Linked DNA regions of Homo sapiens: region 2 is linked to region 1. The links are chromatin loops, found by intact Hi-C in ENCODE. Cell type or tissue: right lobe of liver. All regions are shown on one strand.

The links. A loop is a pair of places that touch in the nucleus more often than their neighbours do. Peaks named below come from ENCODE experiments on the same cell type or tissue, not always from the same donor. Only the 100,000 strongest peaks of a DNase experiment are listed, where the experiment ranks them.
Region 2: it touches region 1 in a loop (4-fold over the local background); 34 of 110 quality-filtered maps call a loop at or near these places.

What each region holds. Positions count from the first base shown.
Region 1 is chrX:110,448,767-110,451,266 of GRCh38, reverse strand. RTL9 (retrotransposon Gag like 9) reads right to left here. Exons shown (of 4, transcript NM_001385449.1): 3 at 1-700. The coding sequence starts at 649. Among named protein-coding and RNA genes, the nearest start is that of CRIPTO3, 71 kb to the left of the region's middle. In right lobe of liver, a CTCF peak has its summit at 1,018 (motif pointing left); DNase peaks (open chromatin) are centred at 996 and 1,726; H3K27ac peaks cover 682 bases; H3K27me3 peaks cover 245 bases.
Region 2 is chrX:110,664,943-110,667,442 of GRCh38, reverse strand. No RefSeq gene overlaps it. Among named protein-coding and RNA genes, the nearest start is that of CHRDL1, 130 kb to the left of the region's middle. In right lobe of liver, a CTCF peak has its summit at 1,560 (motif pointing right); a DNase peak (open chromatin) is centred at 1,572.

The DNA of each region.
Region 1 (2,500 bases):
ACATCACTCCAGGATTCATATCTTGCATTAGAATTGGGGATAACTCTCCAGAATCTGGGGCTAGCATTAATGGTGTGGACATTGCCTCAGAGGATGAAGTGCTCATTATAGGTGTACACACCACTCCAGAGGATGGAGCTGGCATTGCCAATGGTGATATCTCTGCAGAATCTGGTGCTACCATTAGCGTTGCGGACATCGTTCCAAAATCAGGAATTGTCATCATCCCTGGGGACATTACCCCATACTCTGAAGTGGACAGCAATGGGGACAATGTTCCAGAATCTAAGGCTGGCATTAGCAATGGGGACAGTGCCCCAGAGTCTGAGGCTGGCATTAGCAATGGGGAAAGTGCCCCAGAGTCTGAGGCTGGCATTAGGGGTGGGGACAATGCTCCAGAGTTTGGTACTCCCATTAGAGGTGCAGACATGGTGTCAAAGACTGGAGATGTCATCAACTGTGTGGATGTCCCTCCAGGGTCTGAGGCTGAAGTTGAGACTATAGGCAACTGTACATGAGAATGCAGAATCTGTACGTCTGCTCTGGTCTCTGTCATTGGTCTACAGAAGGCCATCTGCTTGTTTTGGGGCTCAACATTTTCCTCCCTCATTGTATTGTTGAATCGCAGTGAATGTAAGGGTATTGACATATCTGCCACAGCCACAGGATAGTGTGGAGGGAGCCCAGGAGGCAAGAAAATCTGTAAACAAGAAACAAGTTTAGAGGTCAAAAGCCAGTATCAAGAAGATTTGGAAACAGACAAATTGTTCATGGTGGAGACCTGTTTTTATGCGTTGTCAGGTATATGGCATTGAAGGTGAGGCTATCAGATTAAAGAAGCTGTGAAGCAATGAACAACTTTGGAGCTGGAGCAAATGTCCCTTCTGCCTCTATCCTTTTCAAACCAACCCAGCCTCTCAGTTTGTAAATGCTATAAACGCCAGCAGCCTCCGCAGCCAGGAGCCTGGGCAGTCCTGACTCAAATAAAGCAGCAGCACCACCTTCTGGCCAAATGTGAGAAATGCGGATTCCTGGCCTGTATTCTATCCCACGGCAGTACTCACAAGCCAGCCAAGGTACTGGCAAGCCTGAATGGGAAAGTCCTTTGCCCCAGGATAATTATTAGTTCCTGGGGCTCATTGAATTCTGCCAGTGGTTTAATCCTCATTTTACTACTCTGATGGCCCTGAATGTTCTCAGGAAAAGGGAGACATTTATCTAATCAATGACTGAGAGCAACATTCCATGAACTGAAAATTCTGCTTATTATTTTCATTATTCTTATTAATAACAGCAACCACCACCCCATTACTACTATTTATTTATTGCTTCACGTAGTATGTGCCAGGCACTGTACTTTAGACAACTGTCACAACTTCCTATAACGTGAGGGCCTTTGTAAGCATTATCCCATTTGGGTCTTACAATCTCCTGGGCAATAGATATTATTATCCCCATTTTACAAGCTTTCTCAGATTAGCCAGGGTCAAGGCTAAAATAGGGTCACTGCAACAGTAACAAACTGTATAGCATTGACTCTGACCCCCTCCTGGGGGTTGCCTAGTGTTTGGCATCCCTGAGCTTGCATTCAATTATTTCTCTGACATCCCAGATCATGGGTCACTTAAAGCCCAGTGTCTGGCATGTCCAAGTTTCAAGTTTCTCTGATGCCATGGGGGTGGGCAATCCAGAGCCTCACCCCTCCAGCCTGCTCCAATAAGCAGCCCAGAAGGGGCTTTTGGACACACGGCTTGGAAGCCAATGCAAATATTACACAATGTTGACATGTCCCCACAGCCTGCCCATGCCAAAAGCAGAAAACTTGCTACTTTGGGACAATGTCACAAAAGTCATCAACCTCATGGAATTGTGATTCCATAATAATGAGAAAACCTGCAACAGAAACGCTAACAGTGAACATTTCTTTAGCATGCACTGACTGGCAAACACTCTGCTAGGCACTTTACATGTATCATCTCATGTGGTTCCCATAGCAACACTAAGAGATTTCGGTTGTACTCTTCCTTTATCTTACAAATGAGAAAATTCAGACCCAGAGAAGCTTAATAGTTTGCCTGCAGTCACATAGATTCCTGGGTCCATCCAGTTCCAGAGCCCCCTACTCTTCACCAAGGTGCTATAAAGATCCACCTCTCCCCCTTACTCAGTCACACTACCGAGACCCCTGCCTCTGTCTCCAGCCTGGACAACCCCAAGATGGGTTGTCATAAAAGAAATGCTGGCCTCCTGCTGACACCCTGGTTATTGTAATAATTGTAATAATTGGTGCAATGGGAAAGATGAGTCAAAAAAGCAGCCATAGACCTCCACCTCCCATCTTCAGAAAAATATCTGAACATGCCACAGTTTCCCACCAGGCAAAACCCAGAAAGATCTTACCTTGCCAGTGACGGAGAAGAGGGAGAGAGTATCCTTTGCGCCCCTAGCTCTTTCACTCTGGCCAATTAACTTATACCTCGTGCCCAGCCAGTTCATTAAA
Region 2 (2,500 bases), 220 kb before region 1:
TTATGCTTGTAATCCCAGCAATTTGGGAGGCCAAGGCAGGAAAATCACTTAGAGACCAGCCTGGGCAACATAGCAAAACCCCATCTCTAAAAAAGTTAAAAATAAATTAGCTGTGTATGGTGGCACATGTCTGTAGTCCCAGCTACTTGGAGGCTGAGGCAGGAGGATCACTTGAGCCCAGAAGTTCAAGGCTGCAGTGATCATGCCCACTGCACTCCAGCCTGAAGGACGGAACAAGACGCTGTCTCTAAAAAAATAATAATAAATAAAAATAAATTTAAAAAACTAGGTGAACACTTTGTTCATGATCTCTAGTAGTTAAAAGAAAAAGGAAAGCAGTCTCAGGCTGGGTTAACTTCAATCAGACAGTGGAACTTAAGCACGTCTTTGAAGGAAGTGCCAACCTGAGATGGCCAACTAGGAGAAGCCTTTTGGGGGGTCCTGGTATAAAACAGAAGAGGAGACTGTCCCTGCAGAGCTTCAGCCAAAACTTAGTAAGAAGAAGAACCTGACTTTAGTGCCAAAGAGAGGAGGAAAAATCTACACACTAGAAATTGGGAGTTGTGGCTGTTGCATTTAGTTTTACTCACATGACTACAAGGTGGGAAAACTGGTTAACCACACTTTTTTTCCAAAAAAAAAAAATGATCTTGGGGTTGTTTTTGACCATAATTTCAATAAAAACCCACAATATAACACGTGACATGGTTATTTCCAATGTTCATTTACTCATAGGCTATAATAACAGAAGGGCTTTCATTCATTCATCAGCTATTTACGGACCACATACAGTGGGCCAAGCACAACACTTGCTTCTGGGGTTCCAATGGTGAACAAGATAGATGCAGTATCTGCCCACATGGAGGTTACAGTCTACTAAGGAATACAGACACTAGACAAGTTATAACACGTGTGATGGGTAGTATGAAAGGGCGAGTCCAAGGTGCTGTGACTAAGTCATGGGGACTTGTCCTCATCATGGAGAGACAAGGAAGACCTTCCAGAGGAAATGACACTGAAGGTGAGACTTAAAGAAGAGTTAGGAGATGGGGTTCCATACCATATTTTGTTTGAAAACAGTGTTTCACTGCCTTAAAAGAGTTAGAACACCATTGGACTAAAGCGTTGATTCTTCAGGTAACTTCTGTTATAACATAGGTGCCCCTGGTAGAGACAGCTGGTAACCCCTATAAATATTTCCCTATAAATAAATTCCACCAAGGAAAATAAAAAGCACAGCCTTAGGGGGTTAGAGCACAAGACAGGAACATTTTGATAGAGGGAAGGGATATAAATCTGAAGTATTACCTGAAAAGTCAGGCTTAAATATGGCTCTCCAAGGGGAGATGAGGGAATCACTTAGGTGCTGGGGTGGGGGCAGTGGTATACCAAAGTGAGAAGTATTTTATCAATGACTGTTTAGAATTGCCAGCATGTGGTTATAATAAAAGTCTGACCAACTTTAGTCAGTTTTAATATTGTTTTTAAATTATTCATAAACAATGCACCTGCTTATTGACTGAACCCTGTTGGAGCACTCTCCACCACCCCCCACCACCACCCTGCATGCCACTAGATGGCAGTCACACAGAAGTTGGAGAAAGGCAAACACTAGTAGTATTCAGCCCAGTTTTCCGGAGCCCTTTGCTCTGCAATTCTAAGAAAATCAGCTCTCTGGAGTACCTCTTGGGATATGGCCTCTTCTCAAACAGCTGAAGTCATTATTGTACACTTGCCGTGTTTGTGCAGGGGAAAGTAGCCACTTATGGCCCTGAACTCATGTCAGGCAGAGGGGAGAATTTAGGCAACTATCTGGTTGTCAGGCAACCAAAAACCCCTTCTGCAAGGACTAACTGATTGTTTTCTCAAATGTCCCTTTTGCTTTGGTTAGTGGAGACCTAGTCTGAGTATGATTACTCTCCTGGATCTGAAACAAAGGCATAATCACATGGGGTAGGATTGGAAAGGACCAGATATTAACCCCAAGCCACAGACAAGGGGATGTCTGGAGCAAGACAACAGGCTTGAGAATGCTCTGATGCAATGCAGTGGGTAAGGAGGAGGGTGTTTGGGTGAAAGGAAAAGGTCAGTTTGCATTTGAAGTCAAAACTGTGGCCTATGGGATGCCCTGAAGTTTCGGAAACTGAGGACAAGCTCCAAGAATATTGAGACATTCTGGCAAGTTTGGAGAGGGAACCCCTCCAGAAAAACACAGACAATTCGAGCTGATTGAATGGCTTTGGATACAAAATGGGACTCTGTGTTGGATGAGAGGGGAAAGTTTGTCAGCAAGTATAGGCGAAGGAGGTTCTGGGACAGAGCAAAAGGAAGGGAGGACCTCAAAAGTAAAGGAATTCTAAACGTCTTTTCAAGATTGTAGTCTGCTAAAGTTTTGGGGTAGATATGACTATCTCCTTGTCCTCCCAACAAACTAAGAAGTAGACAAATTTGGTCTTGGCCACATATTTTGCTGTCCCCTCCTACCTTTTAGCTCCCATCT